Linked DNA regions of Homo sapiens: all the other regions are linked to region 2. Evidence: chromatin contacts called from ENCODE Hi-C or POLR2A ChIA-PET data. All regions are on one chromosome and are shown on one strand. Each heading gives the region's core, a stretch centred on a gene start or an enhancer-like site at or near the end of the contact. The rest is flanking DNA. Distances are from core to core; before and after follow the strand shown. Region 1 overlaps SHLD1 (shieldin complex subunit 1). Region 2 has its middle 19 kb from the start of LINC01729. Region 3 has its middle 24 kb from the start of CHGB.

Region 1 (4,364 bases), core at 1,140-3,639, 310 kb before region 2:
ACAATGTTATTGCTTCTGTGGTAAATAGGTATTTTTTTTCCGTCTTTGCCTGCTTTGTTTTGTAACTACAGCTGATCCTTGAACAAGGTAGGTTTGAACTGTGCAGGTCCACTTATATGAGAATTCTTTTCAATAAACATATTGGAAAATGTTTTGGAGATTTGCAACAATTTGAAAAAACTTGCAGACAAATTGCGTAGCCTAAAAATATCAAAAAAATAAGAAAAATTAGGTATGTCATGAATGTGTAAAACATATGTAGATACTAATCTATTTATGTTGTTAATCCACTGTTCATATGATCTGTAAGGCTTCTGGTCAACAGCAGGCTGTTAGTAGTTAAAGTTTTGGGGAGTCAGTGCAGCCATAAAAAGGAACGAGATCATGTCCTTTGCAGGGACATGGATAGAACTGGAAGCCATTATCCTCAGCAAACTAATGCAGGAACAGAAAACCAAACACCGCATGTTCTCACTTATAAGTGGGAGCTGAATGATGAGAACACATGGGCACATGGAGGGGAACAACACACAGCGGGGCCTGTTGGAGGTGGGGGGTGTGTGGGGGGAGGGAGAGCATCAGGAAGAACAGCTAATGGACGCTGGGCTTAACACCTAGGTGATGGGATGATGTGTGCAGCAAACCACCATGGCACACATTTACCTATGTAACAAACTTGCACATCCTGCACAGGTAACCCTGAGCTTACAATAAAAGCGGAAGAAAAAAAAGGTTTTGGAGAGTCAAAAATTATTGCAGGTGGTGGGCGGAGGGGAGGCCAATACTCCTAACCCCTCTGTTGTTCAAGAGTCAACTGTATCCTAATTTTACCCATACCCTCCAATAGCCTCTCAATACAAATTTCCACATGTAGCCTGTTGCGATAGCTCCTCAGGACCCCAGCCCTCCCGGAGAATCTTCTGTCCTATTGCTCCAGTTGGCCTGGCTGCCCTCCAGGCTTGCTCCATAGCTGCTGACCTGGGCCCCACTCAGTTCCACTCCTATATTTCTTGTATGATTTCTAGGATGCCTTCCTCTGCCCCATTGCCCCATTTTCCATTTTTTTGTTTGTTTTGTTTTGTTGCAGATTTCTCCTGCTCCATCCTTGTCTCTGTTTCTTTTAAGTTCTTTATTTATCAGTCTTGGTCTCTATATTTTGTAATAGGGGATTTCCTCAAATAGCTGGTGATTTTTGGCTGTGAGTTCAAATCTAAGGGTGAGGCATTAAAATGCTCATTGGAAGCTCTTGCTATGGGTAGGGCTTATGGTCTGGGGAGTTTCATATAGGATGACTGAACTGTTTTTCCAGAGAGGGATCCTCCCACGTCCTGACTGGCCAGTGACAAGTAAGGATGGTGTTTTAGACAGGAAGGTCCAGGAGGAGAAGGTGGCATTGAATCAGAGACATAAATGCAAGGAGGGAGCGGGCAATGCGAATATCCGGGGTAGGCAGATTCCAGGCAGAGGAAATGGCAAAGGCCATGAGATGGGAACAGCTTTGCAAGGATGAGAGGCCACTGTGGCTAGAGCCATGGGAGCAAGGGGGAGTGCAGGAAGGAGGACATGCACTTCTGGTATATGGAAACAACTTTCACACAGACCTGGTCAGGGACATTAAAAAGCCAAATATTAAAATATTCCATGATATTGTGTAAAAATGAATTGGAATCATTTTTTACAGTATTTGACATCAGACATGGAAAATCACTACTGATTTGCCTTTGTTTGGTTAATCAGGCAGGCTAACAGTTTTGTGCAATTATCTACTCTGTTCAACACTGAAGATTCTGAAAAATAAAAAATTGGTATCTCGTAAACATTTACACTAGAGACTCTCTGAATAAGATATAAATCTGTACACATGTCTCAGCTCAACCAAAGGAAGCAGCTCATGTTGTTGAAAAAAATCAAAAGCTTAAAAAAAAAAAACAACCAGTTGTCAAGGCAACGAGAAAAAAAAATAGACAGAAAATAGTTTCTATCTCAACCACTGTTACATAGTGAAGCTGAATAACTCCTGGTCCTGCTTTGGAAGTTTTATTTAACCTCCGATCGGTCATGTTAGTAGATTGAGGCATGAATGGAGAATCCAGGGGCAAGTTGCTAGCATAAAGCCCCTTAGGAAAAATGTGAGCTCTATGGTTTACAGGTGAAGGCAGGAGAATGATTTTCTTTCTCTAACAATTTTTCTGCAACTTTTCCTGTATAACACAATTTTGCAGAGAATTTCCATTTATCAGCTAGATACCAAATGGTTATTGAGAGACCAGAAGGTCAAATAACTTGTTGGAGGATTTCCAGATCCTTCTCTTTGAATTTCTGTAATTTCAGAGAGTGACTCAGAGTTGACTTTAAAGGCCATCTGTGCTCCTCCACCAGCCCCCACTGCTGAAAGCCCTGGCACTCACATGCTGCCAAACACATTCTCAACTCTCTGCTTCCCAGTTTTCTTCACCTGGTGCTCCCTGGGGACGCTGTGCCCATCCCCTCCCCTAGGAAGCCTTCCCCAGTTCCCCAGGTAGAGCTGGCCAGCCCCCACCACAGCTTCTGCAGTGCTCAGTAGATGGTACTTGGCAGGTCTTACCTCCCATTGAATATCTGTGTTTGTTTTCTTATGGCACGGGGACTTCCCAGAGGCAGGGACCCTGTTCTAGCTATGGTCTCCTGGCACAGTGTGATGGTAGATATTTTTTAGTGAATGAGAATGAATGAATTAGTGTATAGCCCTAGCTTTGAATGTGAAAGAACAATCCCAAATCACCATCAACACAACTAGCGGGAAGAATCTGGAAAGCTAGATAGTACAAAGGGGAGGCAAATGTGTCTGTTCCCAGCTCAACCCCTAGCCAGCAGTGTAGAGGTAGACTTCTCTTATTTCCCAAACTGTGTCTGCAGAATACCACCTATGTTCTCAGGGATGGTTGTGGGGCTTCCATGAAAAAAAAGGACTCCATTTTCTAATAAGTTTGAGAAGGGTAGCCTGCTATCATCTGAATGTGTTCCCCTATTCATATGTTGAAATCCTAACCTCCAAGGTGATAGTATTAAGACATAGGGCCATTGGGAGATGATTAGGTCATGAAGGAGGAGTCCTCATGAATGGAACTCATAAAGGAGACCCCAGAAAGCCCCCCTGCCCCTTCCACCATGTAAAGGCACAACTAGAAGGTGCCCTCTGTGAACCAGGAAGTGGTCTTCACCAGATGCTGAATCTGTTAGCACCTTGATCTTGGACTTCCCAGCCTCTAGAACTGTAAGAAATAATATTCTATTGCTTATAAGCCACATAATCTACAGTATTTTGTTATAGAAGCCCAAATAGACTAAGACACAGGGTGAAAAACATCAAACAGATCTTTACCAAAGACCTTTGCACAACAGTATCTAGCCCACAGAACTGTAAGAGGATGGGATGAGGCAATCCAGGCAAAGTGCTACTAAGCTTGATTAATACTAACTACTGTTTTCATTACCATTACTCTTCTCAAACATCTGTACTTCTGTAGATTGTTTTTTCACATTGAGGACAAGTACTTTTAATTAAAAAAACAAAAAAAGAATGCTACTTGACTCAGCTCATTGGTCAAATTAGAATGTAACCCAGCTGGATGAGTTTGTAGCATTTTTTGCCTATATTATTATATAAATAATCTCTTTCCTAAGTTCTTCTGCATAAAAGTCACACATGCTAATTTCTCTATTCAAAAAAATTAACTTGGAAAAGTTATATTTGAAGAGAAGGACTCACAGGATAGGAGAACCCACTCCTGAAGGCAGGAAGACTCTTCCATAAACCTTTCTCCTGGAGGCAGGGAGCTCTTTTCCCTGCTAAGTCCTGACACCCTCCCGGCCTCCAGGAGAAGGCTCAGACAGGAATGGTAGCTCCCGATCTGCTTTCCCCAAAATTGAGCACTGTTCACTGAAAATCAGCAGAACATAAATATCACATCTACAAAGTAGGCAGATATCTGGATCCTAAGGGTCACAAAGCTGAAGGGAATCAAATGTAAATACCACTTGAAGTTTCACCTCCTCAATGCCAATGACAGAAGTATTATCTGAGATGAATGGGGTTCCAGAAGAGAGGGCTATAGGACCACTTTAGGTAACTGAATGTAGGCTAAGCGTTAGAGCAAATGGAAATGACAAAGATGTGAATCTAAATTATGTTTCTTTTCTCTTTTCTGGACAACTATTCCGCCCCTCACCTGCCCCCTCTCTCTTTCTCTCTCTTTTTCTCCCTATCTCTGTCTAGACATGAATCCAAATTATGTTTCTTTTCTCTTTTCCAGAAAACTATTTTCTCTCTCTCTGTGTTTCTCCCTGTCTCTGTCTCTCTCTCTCTGTCTCTCCCTGTCTCTGTC
Region 2 (4,516 bases), core at 425-2,924:
TCATGATCCACCTAATCTCATGCTCTCACTGACTGCCCTGCCAGCTGTAATGAGACTGTCAGCTGCTGGAATCTCTTCCTTGTGTGTGCTCAAGGCCCTTGCCCTGTCTTGCTCCATCACATCCCTCTTATTATTTTCATCTCACCTCCAAGTCTGAATCTGCACCCACACAGCTGAACCTGGCTGGGGAAAGCAAGCAGCACCTAAGGTCCCTCATGGTCATGGCCACTAACTGGCCTCAGTTGACCCCAAATCTATGACAGTTCCCTTCAACCTCCCATTCTCCTAGATGCTATTTTACTATCTGTAAAAGGACACAAAAGACCTCCACTTTGCTAAATTCATTTTCCCCCTGAATATATCACTTAGGAAAGTTAATGATACCCTGTTTTCCTGATTTGTAAAAGGCAGATAACGTTGAATATAACTTTACACAACTTAGGTAAATCACATATCAAAAGTCTGCTTGTCAAAAATTAGAGATGCTGGCTGGGCACGGTGGCTCACACCTGTAACCCTAGCACTTTGGGAGGCCAAGGTGGGTGGATCATTTGAGCCCAGGAGTTTGAGAACAGTCTAGACAACATGGTGAAGCTCGGTCTCATTATGTTAAAAACAATTTTAAAAAATTAGAGATGTTAGGCCTGGCATGGTGGCTCATGCTTGTAAACCCAGTGCTTTGGGAGGCCCAGAGGGTCACCTGAGGCCAGAAGTTCAAGACCAGTCTGGGCAACAAAGCGAGACTCTGTCTCTACAAAAAAATAAATAAATAAAAAATAAAAATAAAAACTAGGGGCTGTGGTGGTGCTTGCCTATAGTCTTAGGTAATCAGGAGGCTGAGGTGGAAGGATCGCTTGAGCCCAGGAGTTTGATGCTCCAGTGATCCGTGATTGTGCCACTGCACTCCAGCCTGGGCGACAGAGTGAGTCCCTGTCTCAAAAAAAAAAAAAAAAAAAAAAAAAATCACATGCCAAATATGCTCTGATAGGATTTGGAATTTTCCACATTAAAAAGAAAGAAAGAAAAAAAGGCCAGGCGCAGTGGCTCATGCTTGTAATCCCAGCACTTTGGGAGGCCGAGGCCGGTGGATCACCTGAGGTCTGGAGTTCGAGACCAGCCTGACCATGGAGAAACCCCATCTCCACTAAAAATACAAAATTAGCCAGGTGTGGTGGTGCATAACTGTAATCCCAGCTACTCGGGAGGCTGAGACAGGAGAATCGCTTGAACGCGGGAGATGGAGGTTGTGGTGAGCCGAGATCGCACCATTACACTCCAGCCTGGGCAATAAGAGAGAGACTCTGCCTCAAAAAAAAAAAAAAAAGAGAGAGAGAAAGCTCTGCCTGTTTACCCGATCCTAAGCTGAATGTTGCTAAGCTGAATGTCGCATCTGTGCCTGAGCTGGGTGGGTAAGCATGAACTGCTGAGCCTGGGGTGGTGGAGAAGACCTGGATTCCCTGTGGCTGTCCTGTCAAGATGAGAAAGATGTGCAGCAAAGAGACTGCGGCCGATAATCTTATGAACTTTTTTCTGACAATAAATTGCTAATTACTGTTCTTACTAATTCCAAGCTAAGGGCCATTCTCAATTGGTGTAGGATTGAGCGTATACATAATCACATAACCGAGACTTCCGCAGTAGAAGCTGAGACGCGCGCGCCACCTAGAGGGAGCCTTGTGTGCCGGGGGAGTGTGGGCCGTCAGGGAAGCAGGTTCTCTCTGCCTCTACTCGCTGTGCGTGCCATTACCAAGGTGCCTGAAGGTCTAATTCTTTCTTTCCCCATCTGTAAAATGAGGATAATAATCACTATGACAGATGGCTGCAGTAAAGTTTAATGCGACCATGCCTGTAAGGCATCGATAATGTGCCCCAAATCGTCTAAGTTTTCAGGAAATAAACAGCAGCAATTATAACACATGCAAGCCATGAACCCAAGTAGGTCATCTGCGCTGAACAAACCCTTTCATCGAGTATCGTTGACTTCTGGCTTCAGGTGCGACATACACACTCTGCACCAAAAGGTGAAGAATTCTGGCCACACTCAGTGGCTCACGCCTGTGATCCCGGCCCTTTGGGAGGCCGAGGCGGGAGGATCGCTTGAGCCCAGGAATTCAAGACTAGCCTGGGCAACATAGTGAGACCCTGTCTCTATTAAAAATAAATAAATAAATAAATAAATATTTTTTTTAAAAAAAGGTGAAGAATTCTGAACTACATAATCTCCTGTTACCCTTTGAATCTCTTCATCTACCTCAGAAATGCTGCGTGTGTTTGCAACACATCATCATAGAAACAGGCATCATGACCGTTTAAGTGTAGGGCTTTCCAGGATGGCAGAGGCATTATTAGAGGGCAGATTAATTGCTGTCATCTCAGTGTGCAGGAGCTTGAAATGCTGTGTGCATGTGCTGCCATCTTGTGGTACCTTGGGGGAACATGTATCTGATTATTCTGGAGTCGCTAGCTGACTGGGTGAGTTCTAACCTTTTTGAGCAGGGTTACATGTTACATACATATACACGGTACATAGGCACCCATAAAGCCACACCAAAAATGGTGTCCCAGACAGTGGGTTATTTCACCCATCAAATTATTCACAGGTTACTCTAAGTGTGGGAGAAGAGAGGACAAGGCACATCCGTGCCTAAGGAGGAAACACATGCCCCTTTGCAGACCCGGGGGGCTGTCCTGTGGAGGGAGGCCCTGTTTCCTAAGTGCTTCCGAGGGAAGCAGATCTAGGAAACTGAAGGCCTTAGAGATTCAGCTCAAGATGTACCAACTCTAGACTGAACTCCTCAGTTCTGCTGGTGTGCCAGCACTGCTCGCTCCCAGCCCCTCAACACACACCTTAACTCATTCTCTGGAAAGCTACACACATTCCAAGTAAGAGCGTGGCAGTGTCAGTCCCCAGGCTGCTCTGGACATTCACACACTGAAGGGCATTGGGGTTGTGTCCAGTTTGGGACTATTATGCATAAATCAGCTATAAACACTTGTCTACGGGCTTTCGTGTGAACTAAGTTCTCATTTCTGTTGGCTAATTCCGAGAACAGTTAAGTATTAGGTCATATGGTAGTTGCATGTTTAGCTTTTATTTTTTTTTTTTTCTTTCTGAGATGGGTTCTTGCTTTGTTGCCCAGGCTGGAGTGCAGTGACATGATCATAGCTCACGGTTGTCTCTAATTCGTGGGCTCAAGTAATCCTCCTTCCTCAGCCTCCAGAGCAGCTGGGAGGCCACCACACCTGGCTTATTTTTAAAAGTTTTTGTAGAGATAGGGGGTCTCCCAATGTTACCCAGGCTGGTCTCAAACTCCTGGGCTTAAACAATACTCCCACCTTGGCCTCCGAAAGTGCTGGGATTACAGGCATGAGCCACTGTGCTCGGCTGCATGTTTAATTTTGTTGTTGTTGTTTTGAGATGGAGTCTTGCTCTGTCACCCAGGCTGGAGAGCAGTGGCACAATCTCGGCTCAGTTCACTGCAACCTCCTCCTCCCAAGTTCAAGCGATTCTCCTGCCTCAGCCTCCCAAGTAGATGGGATTACAGGCAGGTGCCACCATGCCCAGCTAATTTTGTCTTTTTAGTAGAGACAGGGTTTCACCATGTTGGCAAAGCTGGTCACCAACTCCTGACCTCAGGTGATCCACCCGCCTCAGCCTCCCAAAGTACTGGGATTACAGGCGTGAGCCACTGTGCCCGGTCTTTTTACACTGTTTTTGTCTGGCTTTGGTATGAGGGTAATACCTGCTTTCTGGAATGAGTTGGGAAGGGTTCCTTTTCCTTCTATTTTCTGTAGAGTTGGTCTTAACTCCCCTTTAAATCTTTAATAGAATTCTCCAGTGAAACAATCTGGGTTGGAGATTTCTTTTTCAGGAAGTTAACTAAAAATTCAATTTTCTAATAGTTATGCAGCTATCCAAATTACCTATTTCAATTAGGTGAGTTGCGGTAGTTTGTACTTTACAAGGAATTGGTCCATTTAATCTAAGTTATCAAATTTATGTATGCAGAGTTGTTTGTAGCATTTCGTTATCCTTTTGATGTCCGCAGCGTCTGTAGTGATTTCCTCTGTTTCACTCCTGATATTGGTAACTGTGTACTATAATTTCTAAAATCTATAAGCGATATTAGTAATTTTTTTCTTCGTCAGTCTTGTCAGAGCTTGGTCAGTTTTACAGATCTTTTCAAAGAACACACTCTTGACTCCACCAACTTTTTCTAATGTTATTCTGTTTTTCATTTCATTGATTTCTGCTCTTTATTATTTCCTTTCTTGTGCTGGTTTTAGGCTTATTTTGCTCTCTTTTTTTAAGTTCTTCTTTTTTTTAAATAACATAAATATTGATGAGATCTCACTGTGTTGCCCAGGCTGGTCTTAAACTCCTGGGCTCAAGTGATTCTCCTGCCTCAGCCTTCCAAAGTTCTGGGATTACAGGCATGAGCCACTGTATTTGGTCGTTTTTCTAAGTTCTTGAAGGAGAGTTTAAGTTTTTCATTTGAGACTTTTCCTCTTTTCT
Region 3 (4,447 bases), core at 990-3,489, 360 kb before region 2:
CTGTCCTGTGCATTGCAGGATTTAGCAGTATCCCTGGGATTTAGCAGCATCTCTGGCCTAGATGCTGAGGGCATTTCTTCCCCCAACCCTGAGTTGTAACAATAAGAAGTCTTTCTGGAAGTTGCCAAATGTCCCTGGGCAAAGTTTCTCCAGTTGAGAACCACTGGTACAGAAGGTGTAGATAAAAATGTTGATGTAGATAATGATGTAATATAAGCATAGGTATAGGTGATGTAGATAGTAAAGATGAAAATGTAGCTGTAGATGATAAAGCTGTGAACACAGATGTAGGCAGAGTATGTGTAAATATAGAGGCAAATGATGTTATAAGATACAGCCTATAGATAAATGATATAGCTGTAAACATTGACATAGATGACATATTTGATATAAATAAGGCAGATGTTATAAACTTTATGATCTGGGCAGAAAACTATATGTGCTGATAATGCAGATGGCATTTCTTTGACCCCCTTTTGTTTTGTCTTGTTTTGTTTTGTTTTGAGATGGAGTCTCGCTCTGCTCCCAGGCTGGAGTGCAATGGCGAGATCTCGGCTCACTGCAACCTCTGCCTCCTGGGTTCAAGCGATTCTCCTGCCTCAGCCTCCCGAGTAGCCAGACCAGCCGGGCTAATTTTTGTATTTTTAGTAGAGATGGGGTTTCATCATGTTGGCCAGGCTGGTCGGTCTGGAGTGAGCCACTGCACCCAGCCTGACCCCACTTTTGGAAAAATTTCCAGACGGTGGATAAGCAGCGTCCTGTTAGGAATAGTTTAAGCACGGTATAGCCTGGAGACTGAGAGACTGCCCAGGTGACCTATTAAGGTTCTTTTTGATGTAACCACCTGATCCTGAGATATCACAATTTCTATTAAAGGCTGATACTCAGGGTGAAAAAGAAAAAAAAATGAATGATGAAAACCAGCAAGACATGAGACTCAAAGATATCCCTTCATTAATATAAGATCACATGGGAAACCTCAGATGGTCTTTCTATTCCTTCAGTAAATCTTAGTAGGATATTCGCACACCAGACAAAACTAAGCAAGTGTTTCTGCTTTCCCCACAATCCCAGCCTCTCACAGACATCCCCAAGTTGCCAACTCACAACTAGCTGACCCACAGTTTAAGCAAATTCTATCCATAGTCCCGAAGGAACCCGACCTATGTCCCAGAGAAGAGAAACATTCTATTCTCCCAAGGTCATGGTTCTCTACCAATCCCAGACTCAACACATTTAGCAAATTGTAAACCTCTCCAAATCATTTTTCAGGACCTGCTGAAAGTGCATTGGCTGTGAACTGTGGCATTTCCAAATATCCAGGACATTTGCTGAATAGAAGGAAATGAGAGTTAGTCAATTAGTCAGCATTTATTCAGTTATGCCAGGGCTGTGGTCAGGGTCTGTGGGCTGCTGATGAGTTTTCTGGCAGGGTTGAAAGAAGATTAAACCTGAGTGACTCTGCAACACGGGTAGAGAGTTATTGAGCAGTAAATAGTGAAATAAACCACCTGTACCAATTAGGAATCTGGTGGAGGATGTGCACCTCCTGATTGATTCTGGGAAGAATTTTTTTTTTTTTTTTGAGACGGAGTTTGTTGCCCAGGCTGGAGTGCGATGGTGCGATATTGGCTCACCACAACCTCTGCCTCCCGGGTTCAAGTGATTCTCCTGCCTCAGCCTCCTGAGTAGCTGGGATTACAGGCATGCACCACCAAGCCAGGCTAATTTTGTGTTTTTAGTAGAGACAGGGTTTCTCCATGTTGGTCAGGCTCGTCTTGAACTCCCGACCTCAGGTGATTCGCCTGCCTTGGCCTCCCAAAGTGCTGGGATTACAGGCGTGAGCTACCACGCCCGGATGATTCTGGGAAGATTTATGCTGGGCTTTGAATGAATGATGAACAGGAAGTTTGTCCACAAGTCTGGAGGATGAGAGTGGACACAGTACAGCAGATGTTTTGGGTGCCCTGCCCATGCCCCCTCGGGCCTTAGCATTTTGTGCCACAGCACCTGACTTTCAACTGCCAGCATCTGCCTCTTTGCCCGAGGGCTTTGTCTGGTGGCCAGAGCTTGCTTTGCCCATTCACACAGCAAGCTGGAAGCACTTGGAAATTAGTGCCCTCCCAGTTTCAGCCTTCAATCAAAGATGGATGGGGACTGGTGTTTAAATACCCTAGCTGCCTTACTCCTTTTGCAGGATAACTTTGAAGCTTACAATCTGCACTGGCTCCAGTAGGCTTAAGTTCCAGATGCCCACAGTGGTAACTTGCTTGATAATGTACCTTTTACTGCTTCTTTCCCTCTCCTGTCTCAGTTCCTTGCTTTCCCACTCAAATAAACTACTTGCACTTGAATTTGTGCCGGAGAGTCTATTTCTGGGGGGAGCCTAAGACACACAGGCCGTGAATAGATTCTCTGAAGGTCCTTCTGGCTCCTTATTTTCTATCTTGATATCCATTAAGGCAAACAGAAAGCAGAGAAGGCAGGATCTGCCAAACTTTCTTACCTCAGCCCAGAAAATTCAAGGGCATCTTTTCCTGGCAACGAAGAAACTCTGTGCCTTTGGGAGCAGCTGCCACAGCGTCAGCTCTGGCCTCATGTTACTTAACCACAGACATCAACACCTCCCCTTATGGAATTTGAGAGGCATCAGAAATACACTGAAAGAACAATGGCAGAATCCTGGCTGTCACCTCAACACATCTCTCATGTTCCAGTTCATCTCTGTCCCAGTCTGATACGTGGCAGCATGACATACTTTAAAGTGCACGTCTAATCACTAATGGAACCCTTGGAGAAGAAGTTTCCATGCTCCTGGAAGCTAACTGCACACTAAGCATCTGAGCAAAAGTCAAGTGGACACATTGATCTTTGGTTTTCCCCCAGACATTGGGCCAGAAGGAGGCAATCAGTGAACTAGCGAGACAGAAGAAGAAATTCTTTCCCCTTCAGTGAGGTTAAAGCCTTTGCAAACTCAGCACTTAGAACAGTGCTTTTTGTGGGGGGTGTAACTCATTTGAGGAGTGATAGGAAATGCCTCCATGTTTTGTAGAAATAAAGTAACTGCCAGGCACAGTGGCTCATGCCTCTAATCCTAGAATTTTGGGAGGCCAAGGTAGGAGAATTGCTTGAGCCCAGGAGTTCAAGACCAGGCTGGGCAACATTGCAAGAGCTCGTCTCTACAAGAAATTAAAAAATAAAAAACTAGCCAAGCATAATGGCTCATGCGTGCAGTCCCAGGTACTCAGGAGGCTGAGGCTAGAGGATTGCTTGTTCCCAGGAGGTCAGAGGCTGCAGTGAGACATGATAATGCCACTGCACTCCAGCCTGGGTGACAGAGTGAGACCCTGTCTCAAGAAAAGCAAAACGAAAACAAAACTGTTGGTGATGTCTATATGCTCACAGAAGTCCAAATGGGGAGGTGAAATAGTCATTTGCGGTTGTAGGGGTTACTTAGCATCCTAATGCCCTTCCCTCTGTGATGTGGTCATGAAGGCAGGCAGGATCTACTTCCCACTATAGAAAGGAGCGGAGCCAGATGCCCTTTTGCTGGTCCCTGGCCACTAGAGGACAGTCATATTATCTAGTCTCAGCAAATCAAATGCTCCCACCCAGGATGAAGGGGTGGCCTGCCCCTCCACACCTGTGGGTATATCTTGTCAAGTGGGACGAGAGACTGAGAAAAGAAATAAGACACAAAGTATAGAGAAAGAACAGTGGGCCCAGGGGACCGGCGCTCAGCATACAGAGGACCAGCACCAGCACCGGTCTCTGAGTTCCCTCAGTTTTTATTGATTACTATTTTCACTATCTCAGCAAGAGGAATGCGGTAGGAGAGCAGGGTGATAATAGTGAGAAGATCAGCAAGAAAACATGTGAGCAAAGGAATCTGTATCACAAATAAGTTCAAGTGGAGGTACTATGCCTGGATGTGCATGTAAGCCAGATTTATGCTTTTCTCCACCCAAATATCTCAGTGGAGTAAAGAATAACAGAGCAGCGTTGCTGCCAACATGTCTCGCCTCCCGCCACAGGGCGGTTTTTCTCCTATCTCAGAATAGAATAAATGTACAATCGGGTTTTATACCGAGATATTCGGTTCCCAGGGGCAGGCAGGAGACGGTGGCCTTCCTCTTTCTCAACTGCAAGAGGCTTTCCTCTTTTACTAATCCTCCTCAGCACAGACCCTTCACGGGTGTCAGGCTGGGGGACAGTCAGGTCTTTCCCATCCCACAAGGCCATATTTCAGACCATCATATGGGGAGAAACCTTGGACAATACCCGGCTTTCCAGGGCAGAGGTCCCTGCGGCTTTCCGCAGTGCATTGTGCCTCTGGCTTATCGAGACTGGAGAATGGGGATGACTTTTACCAAGCATACTGCCTGTAAACATTTTGTTAACAAGACACATCCTGTACAGCCCTAGATCCCTCAAACCTTGATTCCAT

Evidence for each region. A loop is a pair of places that touch in the nucleus more often than their neighbours do. ChIA-PET counts read pairs that join two places held with the same protein, here RNA polymerase II (POLR2A). Pooled maps may share reads with other maps.
Region 1: a pooled map shows a loop between it and region 2 (3-fold over the local background). The contact joins two enhancer-like sites. A Hi-C loop is called at or near these places in 10 of 37 single-sample maps with no recorded cell type and 11 of 50 pooled maps. POLR2A ChIA-PET finds 5 or more read pairs at or near these places in 7 of 52 experiments (AG04450, HepG2, IMR-90 and 3 more).
Region 3: a map with no recorded cell type shows a loop between it and region 2 (9-fold over the local background). The contact joins two enhancer-like sites. A Hi-C loop is called at or near these places in 3 of 37 single-sample maps with no recorded cell type. POLR2A ChIA-PET finds 5 or more read pairs at or near these places in 3 of 52 experiments (H1, OCI-LY7 and WTC11).

What each region holds. Positions count from the first base shown.
Region 1 is chr20:5,833,661-5,838,024 of GRCh38, reverse strand. All of the region lies in intron 2 of SHLD1 (shieldin complex subunit 1), which reads right to left. Among named protein-coding and RNA genes, the nearest start is that of CHGB, 76 kb to the left of the region's middle. Within about 2 kb of position 2,389, at least 9 of the 41 ENCODE cell types and tissues checked have a DNase peak (open chromatin) inside an H3K27ac peak, as active enhancers do.
Region 2 is chr20:5,526,974-5,531,489 of GRCh38, reverse strand. No RefSeq gene overlaps it. Among named protein-coding and RNA genes, the nearest start is that of LINC01729, 19 kb to the right of the region's middle. RefSeq lists enhancers at 1,380-1,449, 2,089-2,630. Within about 2 kb of position 1,674, at least 2 of the 41 ENCODE cell types and tissues checked have a DNase peak (open chromatin) inside an H3K27ac peak, as active enhancers do.
Region 3 is chr20:5,885,168-5,889,614 of GRCh38, reverse strand. No RefSeq gene overlaps it. Among named protein-coding and RNA genes, the nearest start is that of CHGB, 24 kb to the left of the region's middle. Within about 2 kb of position 2,239, at least 5 of the 41 ENCODE cell types and tissues checked have a DNase peak (open chromatin) inside an H3K27ac peak, as active enhancers do.